2 separate regions of the Mus musculus genome follow, and region 1 is linked to region 2. Evidence: chromatin loops called from intact Hi-C (ENCODE). Cell type or tissue: gastrocnemius. All regions are shown on one strand.

Region 1 (8,000 bases), 580 kb after region 2:
GAGAATAGGCTTGAGAAATTAGCCAGGATTATGTCTTTCTCTCTGTTTCTGGCATTCCTTCCCTTCCCTTTCATGTAGACCACATGTTGGTTTGATCAGATGAAGAATGTGCCAGAAAGAAAACTATCTAAAATATTTAGGCAGACTGGTTCATAGGCTGCCTACAAATCATCGTGTCTGAAATTCGGCATTGAAGTAGCTGAGAGCTATGTGGACCGCCTCGAGGGCACCGAGGACTACTCTGCTGCTGCGAGGGGACATCCTCTGGGGACCTGAAAAGATGGCTGCCTGATGTGCAGAGGTAGGCACGGACTGGAGTGGGTCCTAGAGTTAGGAAGAAAACTCCAGAACAAACAAATAAACAAACAAAACCCAAAATCCCTACATTTCAGTTTTCTGAAGCTCACACCAATTTGGACTGATTTTGGCAAGTCTCAGCTTGACAAACTTCAAACCCGTGCCTCCTCACCTAGCTTCTCCCTGCTCTGTAAAGCATCTACATTCCAAAATTTCTAATTCTAATTTTGCAATGGCTCTTTCAAGAATAAACCTTCCACAACTCAGGGTTGCCTCTCTTATCCTTTTGAGGTGAAATGTTGAAGGAAAACAAGGATCCCCATCTTAGTGTCTGTGGGACGTGGGGGCTGACCTGATCAGTGACAATGCCCTACTGCCATCTGCCAGCGTTTCCTGTGGTTTCTACCAATCCCTCTGTTTTTGTTTCCTTGGTGCTGGGCTCAATCCCTGCATCTCACTGTTGTGCTGTGTCTTCTGTATGGCCGTCGTGTTATGGTTTGGGTGGGAAATGTCCTCCCAAAGACTCATGCTCTGTCTTTTGGTCCTCAATATAGCAGTGTTCAGGATAGGGCCTTGAGAGGCAACTGGATAACATGGGGTCCATTGATTTTAACTTTGCCACAGCATGAACTATTAGAAGACCAGGCCTAGCTGGAGGAAGCAGTCACCGGAGACTGACCTTAGAGGACATCCTCTGTCCCTGCTTCCATCTTTCCTTGTGTGCTGTTTGGTTGGCACCACATGCTCTCCGGGTTTCAGATTCTCCCTCATTATTTGTCATGGAAGCACCAGGTCAAGGGGACCATGACAAAACAGTGAGCTGTGATTTTTCTTTCCTAGTCTACATTGTCTTCTTTGGTATTTTCTCACAGTGATGAGAAGGCGACTGAAGTGTCTTGACTAAAATGTCTTTGCCAGTTGAAATAGTCTAGTGTAATACATCCTCCATAGGGCTCCAAAATTAAAGAAGTTTCCATATAAAATTAAACATCTTTTATTTACCTCACAGCTCGGTCTGTGGCCTGAATTTTAACCTTTACAGACAGAAGCTTCTGTGCTCTGTAGGTGGCTCCTGGATTCTGCATCCCTGTCAGGTCTCTCTAAAAAGCATTTCCCCTTTTTAACGTAATGTTTCTTGCACCTCGTATCACTACAGATGGTTGCTGGGTTTTAGCGCAAACTGGCCGTGTGCTTTTTCTCCTGCTGTAACACTGACATCGTTATGAGGCTTGAGTTTGTAGATCCGTCTGCTTCTTAGTCTCTGTCCACTCAGAGTTGCCGGAGAAGAAGGAAGCTCGGTTGATAAATCGCCTCCTGTGGGCACATGTCTGTAGGCATTTTCCTAACTGGTAATTGATTTAGCCCAGCATAATAGAAGCAGTGGCATCCTTGGGCAGGCAGGCCTGGGCTATGTAAGAAAAGCAGTTGAGCAAGTCTGTAAGCAGCACGCCTCCATGGTCACTGCCTCAGGGTCCTGCCTTGGCTTCCCTTGATGATAAACTGTCACCTGTAAGCAAAATAAATCCTTTCCTCCCCAGGTTGCTTTCAGTCAGTATTTTGTCACGGAAACCAAACTGCCATTCAGGCACTCTTTGGAGAGTTATGTTCTTCTACTGAAAGGCCAATCATCAAACATCATCAGACATCATGCCGTCCATAAGAAAAAAGAGAACGTTCCATTTTATAAGACATGATAAATCTCTAGTTTTAAGAGGGGTTTCAGTATGGACCCCGGATGACCTGGAACTTTCTAGGTAGAACAAGCTGGTCTTGAATTCATAGAGATCTGTCTGCCTCTGCCTCCCGAGTGTTGGGACTAAATCAGCACAATTATTATTTATAAATTTAGGAGCTGGAAAGTTTCTCTTTCAGTTTTAAATAACAGAAGAAGCAGAAGAAGCAGCAGAAGAGGAAAAAGAAGGAGAGGAAGAAGAAGAGAAGGAGGAGGAAGAAGAGGAAGAAGAGGGAGAAGAAGCAAGAGAAAATAGTCCAAATCTCAAAGGGCTTATATTTTGTACAATGAGAATGGTGAATATGTTGTTTACCAGTGCTGTTGCCAATAATTAGCACCATCCAGTTCCATGGGTCAAAGGCCTATCTGGGTAACACGTTACCTCTTCCTATTTTAGGCTAGTTGATTAGTAAGCAGTCTTAATTATTTCTGTAAAGTTTATTTCCATTTAAAAATTAATACGCATAGGAGTAGCAGGAAGGTGGGGCAGGGTAGTAGTGACATCTATAAAGGCCCAAGTCCTGGGGACCACAGAAGGGCTTGACCTATATTAGAGATAAGTGGAAATATTTGCTTCAAAAAAAGCCTAACACTATATAGCTTAGGGACTTAGATACTTATTCTGTTACTATCTTAGTCAGGGGTTCCATTCTTGAACAAATATCATGACCAAGAAGCAAGTTGGGGAGGAAGGGGTTTATTCAGCTTACACTTCCACACTGCTGTTCATTATCAAAAGAAGTCAGGACTGGAACTCAAGCAGGTCAGGAAGCAGGAGCTGATGCAGAGGCCATGGAGGGATGTTCTTTACTGGCTTGCTTCCCCTGGCTTGCTCAGCTTGCTTGCTTATAGAACCAAGACTACCAGCCCAGGGGTGGTCCCACCCACAAGGGGACCTCCCCACTTGATCACTAATTGAGAAAATGCCCCACAGCTGGATCTCATGGAGGAATTTCCTCAAGGGAGGCTCCTTTCTCTGTGATAATTCCAGCCTGTGTCAAGTTGACACACAAAACCAGCCAGTACAGTTACCTAGAAAATTCGTTACAGGCCATAGCTATTTTACTTCCCGGAGTAGAATTTTGTACTTTAGTAGTGCTGGGGACAATGTTTTCATTCATTTGTCTACAGACGCCTTACGCGGGCAGGGTCTTTGGGCATACAGAAAGATGGAGAGATCACTTACCTGTCCCTCAGGAGAGATGGAGGGAGAGTTACCTTTCACTCAGAAAAAGATCAGTTGGAGGACTATGCACTTTGAGGGGCCAAGAACTGATTAACTCAAGCAGGAGTTTGTAGGTGTTGGGCAGAGTTGTGGCATGAACAGGACCAGAAAGGGATGGAGAGGGGTGGTCCAGGCCTTGGCATTCCGTGCTCTGCAGAGTCCGAGAGACCGAAGAATCACAGGAAACAAAGCAGAGAAAATGTAGGAATCTCTTTGTGGGAATCAACAAGAAGATGCATGAATGGCTTTAAGGGCTAGTGAAGCTGTTGGCTAGCCAATCTCTTTGCAATAAATAAAAGATAAAATAAAATTGAGGAGCCGGGCGGTGGTGGTGCACGCCTTTAATCCCAGCACTCGGGAGACAGAGGCAGGCAGATTTCTGAGTTCTAGGCCAGCCTGGTCTACAAAGTGAGTTCCAGGACAGCCGTGGCTATACAGAGAAACCCTGTCTCGAAAAACCAAAAAAATAAAAAATATAAAAAAAAAATAAAAAAAATAAGAAAAATTGAGGCACATACATACTTTCCTTAGGATATTGAAAATTATATTACATCCTTCCCAAGTACACTGTGTATGTACATACATTGTTTGGAAGGTTTTTTTTAATTATTATTGAATAGAAAAAAACAAAAAAATGAAAGCTCTTGTGAGAACTGAGTAGACATTTGGTAATACGAAAAACCAGGAGAGTCTTTGAAAGACGGGACATTTTGAGTGCGTTCTGCTTCTTCTCATGGGCACAGGGCCACCGTGGAAACCATCCACGATGACTGTAGAAGTTTCGCGATATATTCTCCTGTTCCTTGCAGCAGACTGGGAATGATTTTGAGTGAGGAACAAGCTTGCATTGGTGATCTGAGTTTGAAAATCTGTAGGTCACAGTAAGAAACAATCATTTTGGGGTTTGGGTTCTCCTTGCTTCAGATCAGTTAACGCAACTGCGCCCTCTAGCCTCTGCAGCGGATACTGCAAAGCCATTTGAGCTCGGCTTCAACTTTGTCCTGAAGTTTGCTACTTTGGAGCTCAAAGTCATTGACAACCTGTCACACACGCAGAGATCCCCCCAGGTATGAGTAAAGCAAGTAATCTCGTTTTGGTGATAAACCTGCCTGTCGGAGGCTCATTTTCTCTCTTAGTTATACCAGAAAAATTAATTAGGCTCATTTTTTTGAAAACAAAAAACAAAAAACAAAAAAACAAAAAACCACAAAACTTTTACATAGTATAGAAAAAGTGGTCCCTAAAATATTGCTAAGAAGAAAGTTATCCATCACAGTCTAATAAAGGCCCATGACAACTCATGATAAATTAAGGAAGCTGTCTGCCTGACCTTCTTCATTAGCCATCTGCTACCTTAGGTTGCAGATTTTTAAAGAGCTCTATTTTATTTTATTCAGGCATTTGGAAATACATTGATTTGATCTATTTCTACCTCTTCTTTGAGGAAACAAGTTAGGGCCTCTGAGGATGAGTTTGCTTGTCTGTTCCTTTCGTTCTTGTATGTCTTGTCTGCTTGCCAGAACACACATCCCCCTTGAAGAGAACTCCTTAGCAGACAGAACTCCACGCCTGTGCTGTGGACCACCTAGAGGGGGGTTTCATTTTCCCCAGATGCTGAAAGAGTGCATACTTTTGAGCAGGCCAACAACATTCTGGGCAAGTCTCTTTTATACGGTTGGTTCTGATTGGCTGGCACGTTCTTTAAATACCTTTCTCCTCAGATTGAATCTTGGCTGAAGATAGGTCAACTGTAGCAGGTGGCTAAAGGAGGGAAGGTGCAGAGAAGAGACGTTGGTCACTTTGAGTTTATTTCATGAACAAAGACGAATGGTTTATTTTAGTGAGAGAGAGCAAGGGAGAAAGAGGGAGCAACAATTAGGACTAAATGTCTCCAAGCAATCAACTTCAAGGTCTATAGATGCAGACAGCTCATCTTATTTGATTAAAACAAAGTGCTATTTGGAAATAAAATGGAAACAGCTGGAGATATTGTCACTGGCACACACAGAAATGATTTGCTTAATACATCTATCTATGTATGATTGAACACCGTGAGTCACGGATCTCCTGAGTTTAATGTCGCCACCAGAGAGAACAAATACTCCAACAGTCACCTTGGAGCTCTCAAAAGTCCAGGCTATCTTGGAGCTTTGAAAAGTCTCAAGATTTTAGAATTGGAGGACTGGATACATTTTCAGTAGCAAGGACATCTTAATGGCTCCCCAAAGGCCCAGATAACTACCTTCCAAGGACTTCATTGTTCTTAAATTTTCTCCTTTTCCACATCGTCTAAAATTCCCATCAATAAGAACTTCATTTGCCTTACTGATATCAAAGCCTCTTAGAAGGATTCTGAAAACCTCTGGGACAGCTAATCTGTCATTCACAAGTGTGTGTGTGCAGGGGTGAGGGGGGTGGAGGGGGTGACCAAGTGGATTGATGTAATAAGTTTCTGTGGTAAGAAAAGATTTTAGATATTTTTTTTAAAAAAAAATCATGACATGATGGAAAATTCAACAGTGGGTCTTTTTTTTTTTTTTCCAGTTATAGGGATTGAATACCAGGCTTTGTCCATGATTGGCACATATCCTAACCACCCTGAGAAATATTAAATATGAGTCTTTTCTACCAAATACTATAAGATTTGTGTTTAGGACAAGATATTCAAATGCCCCCCTCCACACCCTTTAGGAGTTCTACGGAATTACGGAAAGGTTTTACGACCCCACCCCTACCCCCAGGTAGACAAAGATCTATGGAATCTGACGGCTTGGAGCAGGAACCCCTTTCACCTTGTATCAGGGACTCCTTGTCCCCTCTTCCATTTCCCATGTGCTAATTCTTCTCAGACTAGCCAATTCAATTAAGACTAGGAGGCCAGCCAATGGGAGAAGACACAGTCACTACTACTTCCTGTCTCTGGGTGTTCTCTCTTCCCGGCACACCCTATGGTCCAGAGTGAAGTTTGCCTTGTCCAGACACTCTGGTGGCTTGTGCTCCCTTTCTTTGCCACACAGATTTATTCCTGACACCACTGAGCTGTCCGCCGACCACAGTCATGTTACATAAATGTCATCCAAAGGAGCTTGTACATTCGGACAGATCTTGGCTTAGTGGCGCTGACATCATTATTAGTCACGCTTACATGATATGCTGCTCATTGCGGTACCTGCCTCCTCTGCCTTTGAGGAATTCACTCAGAAGACTCTTATAAAGCCCCAGGCTCTCTGAGGGGAATCCAGCAGGAATCCCATTTTGGTCCTACCAAAGGCCTTTGTACCATAGAGCATTACCGAACACATCGCTCCTCTGCTTCTTCTAGGCTCTGAATGAAGCCCACCGGTACTCAGAGAATAGGGGAGGGGGAAGGGAGAGAGGGAGGGGAGAGGGGGAGGGGGAGGGGGGAGGAAGGTGGGACTCTGAAAAAGGAATTTCCCCCCTGGGTTGCAGACTCCCAGGGTGATGGCCCTAGTGTGAAAGAGAATTTTAAGAGTTTCTGGGATGGGAAACCACCTTGTGGAGTTTATCCTACACAACAGACCTCACCAAACTGCCTCAAGGCAACGCTAGCTGTGCATTTTTCATTGAAATATGAAAACTGACAAGATTCACAATTTTCACTTGAAGTCCCCATCCATCAGCAGGGAAAAGGTAGCTGGGCCTGGGGTCCCGTTGAAGCCTCTGGGACTCCTGTATAGCTGGTGCCTGCCCTGGGGTTTCCCAGCCGCTGAGCCACAATCTTTCACCGCTCCTCTGCGTGCCTTCTTAGCACAGTCTCATCAGTACAGCAGAGACAGACGTTAAGGATCTGAGAATGCGATGAGCCAACATCCCGAGGGGCTACCTGGGCTTTTCTGTCCCAGCCTCAGAAGTGACACGTTATGAGATCCATTTTCTTACATTGATTAAGATGGTCCGCAGAGTTTAAAGAGAGGGGGACAAGTGATAGGAGTGTGGCAGAATGTGGACATTTTTCTAACCACCTCAAGAACTTACGAGGAAAAGGAGACATCATTCATATCTCCTCAGGTTATCGCTTGTCCCCGCGTGTGCTCACAACGGCACGCCACAGCTAGCTAGAGACACCCTGCTCGCTGCTGCGTTTCTGCTAGTCCAGCCCTGGATTATTCTTCTCTGCCTCATTCCTTCAGGTTGGGTTCTCTCTCCCTCTGCCCAGTCTTTGTAGTGCTATGTGTTCGAACCCCTGGAGAAATAACACTCTCCCTGCCCTGGCTAGACCACCAGAGGTCCTGGTCCTAGCCTGGGTAAAAACTCAGTTTTGACTTTCTGGAAGTATGACTCGGGGAGTGTTTAGGGACTCCGAGGGTTGAAAAGAGATGTGTCAAAGTGTGCCCTGGGAAATGACACCACGTCAGCTGTTCACTTGGACTTTCCGATCTAGGTAGCCAGCGATGGAGACAATGCTCGGTGGCATGTGCTTAGTTTGAGGTTAGGTGTCTAAAGCTCCTACTATGTGCTGGGTCTGGCCTGTCCCACGGCAATGCATTTTTCTTGTTTTGCTTTGAGATAGTGTTGACTGGCTACATCTCTTGATTTTTCTGCCTTAGCTTCCCAAATTCTAGGATTATAGGTATGCACCAGCATATTCAACTAGTATGGTTTTTGTTTTTCTTTGATTTATTCCTATTTTTATGTGTGTGTGTGTGTGTATACAAATACCTGAACAGGCCAGAAGAGGTTTCAGATCTCCTGGAACTGGAGCTAGAAGTGGTTTTGAGTTGCCTG
Region 2 (8,000 bases):
TTTAGAATTTTAGAATTTCAAAGAGAGAGTAATTGAGTTTTCTTGCTCCAGATATTTTATTTTTAAAAATGCCCAAAGCATCTCCAATTGTGCCTACTTTTATTCTTTATATATTCTGATATATAGTCATTCAGAGTCACTCTAAAAGGTAGAAGGGAGTGCCAAGGGGTCATGGAAAAGTATAGGAAAAGAGAGGATGATGCTGGCAGTGTCCTCTCATGGAACACTTTGTCCTTTAAACTTTCCTCAGTGCCTCAGTTGATTCGAAACTGCCTCTGTGACTACATGGAGCTTGACCAACACCATCTCCTTCAAACCCACTAGTCCTGTCAATCTTCTCTTTCTGAGAACATTGGGTATATAAAAGTATAGAGATGTTTTAGAGATGCTGTGATTGACCTGGGCAAGATTTGAACACATGGAGCATAGCAGATAATGTAATTTGCTCTCAGATAATCTTGGTGCTCAGTGTAGTACCGTGAAGTGATGGACATTTACAAGGTGGTGCCTGATAGAAGGTCCTTAGGTCAATGAGGGCTCACACTTGAAAGGGACCGGAGAGCCCTTGCCTCCTGGTTCACTGTTTCAATATGTGATCTCTTCCTCCCACAGGTAAGTGCAATGCTGGCACCCACCATGAGGCAGTACAGCAAGGGTCTTTAACCACAGTCTGTGTAGGGTCATTGAGACTTTCAGACTTGGGGGCTGGAGAGATGGCTCAGTGGTTAAGAGCACTGACTCCTCTTCCAGAGGTCCTGAGTTCAAATCCCAGCAACCACCCATAATGAGATCAGAATCCCTCTTCTGGGGTGTCTGAAGACTGCTGCAGTGTACTCATATACATAAAATAAATAAATAACTCTTTTTTAAAAAGATTCATCTTTAAAAAAAAAGAGGTTCTCCTCTCACACATAAATTGAGCATAACCATAATAACTAAAAAAATAAAAAATAAAAAAATAAGATTTTCACACTCTAAACCTGAGAACAAAATACATTCCTTTCTTGGTTAAATTGGCTGATGTTGACTTTTTGTTTGAGTAACAGGGAGAACTAATACAACAGATTGAAATTTCTCTCAAGTGTTTTGTTCCTTGCTCCCTGAAAGATACCTTCCTCTTGGCTTGAATCTCAATTGCTTTGGTAACTTAATCAATGAGACTTAACGTAAAGTTGTCTCTTGAAGCTTCCTTCTGAGACTCTTAGGACACTGCCCTGTGACACCCAGCTTCTGTAGAAGCCTAGGAAACCACATGGAACCATTTCCATGGAAGGAACTGAGGTCCCCTGTGCACAGCCCAGGTAAGTAACCACCCAAGAGCCAGCAGTGTCTGGGCAGATAGGACCAAACCATTTTGAGGCACGCCAGCTGACACCACATGTACTAAAGTGAAGCTGCTCCAACTGAAGATATATGAGCAATTAACGAAGGATTTAAAGGATGGTTGTACTAATCCAGTCTGTTCTGAGTGGTTGTTATGTGGAAACCAGTGACTGCGAAGAAGAGAAGGATGGAGAAGGCAAGCAAACAGCACTTCAGGCTTAAATAAACAGAGAATGATACATTTTGTAGGAAAGAAAGCAATAGAAAGTGGGGATAAGGCAGAACATTCTATGGGAATAGTATAGGAAGGTGGATGGAGGAAGAGTATTGCCTGAAAAAAATGGCAATTATAATTTAGGTTTAGTCTGAATTATTGATCTATGTATTACTTGTGATGTCATGCATAACTTTATAAAAATCTAAAATCTAATCAAATCTACAGTTAATTGCAAATTTATCTGAGAATACATCTAGCAGATGGTGAAAACTTTTATGCTGAGAAAATATTAGATTCACTTTTAAATTGCTTAGATAATATAATTACTGTCATAAAAATATGAGTTATGCAAAAAATATAGATCACCGTTGGCCTTTTATTCTTGCCCGGGAAGTAAATTGCCTTAAAGTGTATGAAACTGCAGCATCAGAACTACCTCACTTCTGAGTTTAAGACAGCTTTGGATTTTATTCATCAAGTTCCAAGAGCGGCCATGCTAATGATCAGGTAAGATCCCATCAGGGAAGAGGAAACAGAAAGACTACCAAAGCCAGAGGACATTTACAGCAGGGTTTTCACCAGAAATGGCGGGACTGTCGCACATATGAGTACATACTAACAATGATTGCATGCAAAAGACCTGTGCAAGGGCATGCCAGCCATCATTACAGCACCCATGAGGGGAGGGGTTCGTAGACTCCACCCTCCAGCTGAGACACAATTGGCAACTGATGGCTGCTCGAGGAGGGAGAGTTAGTTTTCTTCCAAGATGGAGTTCCTGGGAGGCAGTGCTGCTCCGTTCTGTTGCCTTATACCCACGCACATACAGGCAGCAGCACTGGGCTCAGTGGGTTTTAAAAATGTCTACATGAGGATGGGTGCAGAAAATGGCAGAGGGTTTGAGAAGGAATGGGAAGGGAGGTAACACTCAAACACTCAAAGCACACTATATGCAGACGTTTTCAAATAACTAAAAGATGTAAAGATATGATCCCAAATTAGTAAAGTTTAGATGAGAATAATTATATTTAACTTCATAGACGCCAATATGGGTATATGTGTTTGTGTGTGATATGATATATCTGTTAAAGAGTATTTGCTGTGATCATGCACACATACAGGTTTAACTTAAATGTTTACTGTGCCGTGCCAGGTAGCCACATGACAGGCCTCAAAGGCCTTACATTTCCTCCCCAAAGAAGCAAAACTCCCAAGGGATTTATCATTTTAACCAATACTCTTGGAGAAAACTAGCTCTGGAATAATTGGCTGCTCCTCTGTTTACATATAAAGACTCTCAATATTTATAGAATATAAATAGCCGGGTAGACACACAACCCCTGCTCTGACTGAGACTCGTGCTGCCTAATGGTCCTTGGTAAATACCTTCTGACAACTAGTTGCTAGGGAGGTTTGTGTTTTGCCCTCTGTCTGCTCCGCTAAGGAGAAACACAACAACTGCTTTTAATAAAAGCTTCAGTAAATAGACTCTGAAAGTTGAAATTGGAATTATTTAACTTCTGTTAGTGTGTCAGAAAGTTTTCTGGACATAACCCCTAGCAACTCTCTGGTGAACCGAAAGTCAATATATTTTTGCAGCGTTTAACTTCTCAGGGAATAGCTTTCACCTCTTTTCACAATAGGTCAAAGCAAAAAACCTATTTGAATCCCTTTCATCTGCTATCCCATTAACTGAAAATATTCTTTGTGTGTTCAATGCCTGTCACATCTGAAGAGAGGGAGCAGAGATAGTGGGAGGGGAGGCAGAAAGGGAAGAGAAACGGGAGGGGCTCGTTCAGAAATCTACAGTTGATTCACCCCGAGAATTAAACTGACACTTGTGTTCAGTCTCTGTGACATACAGCTTCTGTACAAAATGTCACACAAATATATATGTGTGCCCCTCTAGGGCTTTTATTTCACAAATTGGGAAAATGAAATTTGTACAGGGGGAAAACGTGATTTGAAATATGAAGTATGTCCCTTCTCTCAACACACGAACGTGTGTTGTCACCTGAGGGCTTCATGACATGGCTTTTCTCAGGGCCACCCCTAACAGGCTAAAAATCTAGATGTTACTAGGTCCTGCTGCCAATGACGTGACAACCATAGGAAGGCCCTTCCCATCCTTCTATGATAATTAACAACCTGCTGAGGAATTTAGCTTTCATTTACAAAGCTTCAAAAAGTTTAAGTTGTACTTAACTGAGTCTGCTCTCCGTGCTGGTCTCAGGAGAGACGGAAATAAAGATTATGAGACCACTTTAGTGACTAAGCGCAAGTTCCTGATACTCGCTGACCTTTCTGCACACATCATTATTGTACTGAATTTACCACGCCGGTCCTGAACGGGAGCTGTTTTTCAAATAAAGAAGCAGAGATTAAGTAATTCGGTAAGGAGTCAACTTGGGGTTTCAACTCGAAACAATCTCTTTCCATAATGCACACTTAGGTGCGCAAATATCGCCCGTGCTGAAAAATTTGCATGTGTGGCCAGCATCACAGTGATGCTTTGTGGCCAGTACAGGAGTTCCTACTTTAGAAAACCCTGCCTTCACAGTTCTCCTACAGGGGGCGCTATGTGAGAAGAGGCCAGAGATCAGCAGGACGGGGAGAGGAACAAGAGACGGTGCTCCATGAACATGATCAAAGTATGTTATATACGTGGAGAACAACTTTTTGTTTACGTGTGTGACCTGAATTCATGATGTCTTTCTTTATAGAGGTCAACGTGATGATCCTTGTAAGTTGTGTAGGGTCACCCGAGATACCCAAGAGTAACTATTTGATGGCAGATTTGTGGGCCGGGATTAGTTCTATCCACTCGATATCCAGCCTTGGGTTTGAGGTTAGGGAAATGTCAATCTTGGCGTGCAAAGTCCTGACCCTCACAAGCGAAACGCAAAGCGATACTTCAGTGTGTTGTTGCCCAGGACTTATTGTCGCCCAGTAAAGCAAGCTTTAAATTCACCAGGATGAGGAAGGAAAGAAACACCGCCAAACTCCTGGAGGTTTCAAATTGCTTGGTCTGAAAATTGTTACGTTGGCAACTGTTTATTGAGCATTAGGTTACCCTAAAGCAGACAAAAAATTCTAATCTATCCTAGGACAAACATTCAGACTCCTTCTTTCGAAAATAAATGTCAAAACACCATCCCGTTAGGAACCCCCTAACAGAAACTGATGCACGTTCAATTCTATCAAGGTTTAAAATGGAGAAGGAATGTGGGAAACACTTTGAACATGGCTGGGTCGTCTTACATGCAGCTAAAGCATTTTAATGCTCCTGCCAAATGTTCCTGGTATCGAGTCACAGGGAAACTCAGATGAGGAATAGTGACACAGATTTTGCCAGGAGCAGCGAGTGAGTCTGTGACATGTGCCATTGCTTTTCTTCTTCCTTCTTCTTCTTCTTCTTCTTCTTCTTCTTCTTCTTCTTCTTCTTCTTCTTCTTCTTCTTCTTCTTCTTCTTCTTCTTCTTCCTCTTCCTCTTCCTCTTCCTCTTCCTCTTCCTCTTCTTCTTCTTCACAATTTTATTGGGTATTTATTTATTTATTATTAGATATTTCCTTTATTTACATTTCAAATGTTATCCCCTTTCCTAGTTTCCCCTCAGAAAATCCCCTATCCCCTCCCCCTGCTCCCCAACTCACCCACTCCCACTTCCTGGCCCAGGCATTCCCCTATACTGGGGCATAGAGCCTTCACAGGACCAAGGGCCTCTCCTCCCATTGATGACCGAATTGGCCATCCTCAGCTACATCTACAGCTAGAGCCACGAGTCTCTGTGTGTTTTCTTTGATAGGTGGTTTAGTCCCAGGGAGCTCTGGGAGTACTGGATAGTTCATACTGTTGTTCCTCCTAGGGGACAGAAAACCCCTTCAGCTCCTTGGGTACTTTCTCTAGCTCCATCATTGGGGACCCTGTGCTCCGTCTAATGGATGACTGTGAGCATCTACTTCTCTATTAGTCAGACACTGGCAGAGCCTCACATGAGACAGCTGTATCAGTCTCCTGTCAGCAGCTCTTGTTGGCATCTGCAATAGTATCTGGGTTTGGTGGTTGTTTATGGGATGGATCCCCAGGTGGGGCAGTTTCTGGATGGTCATGCCTTCAGTCTCTGCTCCAACCTTTGTCTCTGTAACTGCTTCCATGGGTATTTTGTTCTTCTTTCTAAGAAGGATCCAGGGGTCCACAATTTGGTCTTCCTTCTTCTTGAGTTTCATGTGTTTTGCAAATTGTATCTTGTGTATTCGGAACTTCTGGGATAATATTCATTTACCAGTGAGTGCATATCATAATCATGTATGTTCTTTTGTGATTGGGTTACCTCACTTAGGATGATATCTTCCAGATCCATCCATTTGCCTAAGAATTACATGAATTCATTGTTTTTAATAACTGAGCAGTACTCCATTGTGTAAATGTACCACATTTTCTGTATCCATTCCTCTGTTGAGGGACATCTGGGTTCTTTCCAGCTTCTGGCTATTATAAATAAGGCTGCTATGAACATAGTGGAGCATGTGTCCTTATTACAAGTTGGAGCATCTTCTGGGTATCTGCCCAGAAGTGGTATTGCTGAATCTTCTAGTAGAACTATATACAATTTTCTGAGGAACCGCTAAACTGATTTCCAGGGTGGTTGTACCAGCTTGCAATCCCACCAACAATGGAGGAGTGTTCCTCTTTCTCCACATCCTCGCCAGCATCTGCTGTCACCTGAATTTTTGATCTTAGCCATTCTGACTGGTGTGAGGTGAAATCTCAGGGTTGTTTTGATTTGCATTTCCCTGATGATTAAGGATGTTGAACATTTTTTAGGTGCTTCTCAGCCATTCGGTATTCCTCAGTTGAGAATTCTTTGTTTAGCTCTGTACCCCATTTTAATAGGGTTATTTGGTTTTCTAGAGTCCAACTTCTTGAATTCTTTATGTATATTGGATATTAGTCCCCTATTGGACTTAAGATTGGTAAAGATCTTTTCCCAATCTATTGGTTGCCATTTTGATTTATTGACAGTGTCCTTTGCCTTACAGAAGCTTTGCAATTTTATGAGGTCCCATTTGTCGATTCTTGATCTTACAGTACAAGCCATTGCTGTTCTGTTCAGGATTTTTTCCCCTGTGCCCATATGTTCAAGGCTCTTCCCTACTTTCTCCTCTATAATTTTCAGTGTCTCTGGTTTTATGTGGAGTTCCTTGATCCATTTAGACTTAAGCTTTCTACAAGGAGATAAGAATGGATCAGTGTAGCATTCTTCTACATGTTAACTGACAGTTGAGCCACCATCATTTGTTGAAAATACTGTCTTCTTTCCACTGGATTGTTTTAGCTTTGTCAAAGATTGAGTGACCATAGGTGTCATTCATTTCTGGGTCTTCAATTCTATTCCATTGAACTACCTGTCTGTCACTATACCAGTACCATGCAGTTTTTAATGACAATTGCTCTGTGGTACAGCTTGAGGTCGGGGATGGTAATTCCTCCAGAGGTTCTTTTATCATTGAGAATAGTTTTGCTATCCTAGATTTTTTGTTATTCCAGATGGATTTGCAAATTGCGCTTTCTAACTCAGTGAAGAATTGAGCTGGAATTTTGATGGGGATTGCATTGAATCTGTAGATTGCTTTCGGCAAAATACCCATTTTGAATATATTAATCCTGTCAATCAATGACCATGGGAGATCTTTCCATCTTCTGAGATCTTCTTCTATCTCTTTCTTCAGAGACTTGCAGTTCTCAACATACAGATCTTTCACTTCTTTAACTTTTGACTTAGAGTCACACCAAGGTATTTTATATTATCTGTGACTATTCTGAAGGGTGTTGTTTCCCTAATTTCTTTCTCAGCCTAATTTATCCTTTGTGTAGAGAAAGGCCACTGATTTGTTTGAGTTAATTTTGTATCCAACTACTGCACTGAAGTTGTTTATCAGGTTTAGTTCTCTGGTGGATTTTTTTTGGGTCACTTATATATACTATCATATCATCTGCAAATAGTGATATTTGGACTTCTTCCTTTCCAATTTGTATTCCTTTGATCTCCTTTTGTTGTCTAATTGCTCTGGCTAGGACTTCAAGTACTACATTGAATAAGTAGGGAGAAAGTGGGCAGCCTTGTCTAGTCCCTGATTTTAGTGGGATTGCTTCTAGTTTCTCTCTATTTAGTTTGATGTTGGCTACTGGTTTGCTGTATATTGCCTTTATTATGTTTAGGTATGGGCCTTGAATTCCTGATCTTTCCAAGACTTTTATCATGAACAGGTGTTGGATTTTGTCAAATGCTTTCTCAGCATCTAATGAGACGATCATGTGATTTTTGTCTTTGAGTTTGTTTATATAGTGGATTTTGTTGATGGATCTCCATATATTGAACCATCCCTGCATCCCTGGGATGAAGCCTACTTGATCATGATGGATGATCATTTTGATGTATTCTTGGATTTGGTTCTCGAGA

What was found. Peaks named below come from ENCODE experiments on the same cell type or tissue, not always from the same donor. Only the 100,000 strongest peaks of a DNase experiment are listed, where the experiment ranks them.
Region 1: it touches region 2 in a loop (5-fold over the local background); 7 of 42 quality-filtered maps call a loop at or near these places.

Annotation. Positions count from the first base shown.
Region 1 is chr17:63,799,993-63,807,992 of GRCm38, reverse strand. No RefSeq gene overlaps it. Among named protein-coding and RNA genes, the nearest start is that of Fer, 60 kb to the left of the region's middle. In gastrocnemius, a CTCF peak has its summit at 4,206; a DNase peak (open chromatin) is centred at 4,199.
Region 2 is chr17:64,379,899-64,387,898 of GRCm38, reverse strand. No RefSeq gene overlaps it. Among named protein-coding and RNA genes, the nearest start is that of Pja2, 52 kb to the right of the region's middle. In gastrocnemius, a CTCF peak has its summit at 4,103 (motif pointing right); no DNase peak of the experiment used is centred here; H3K4me3 peaks cover 892 bases; H3K27ac peaks cover 874 bases.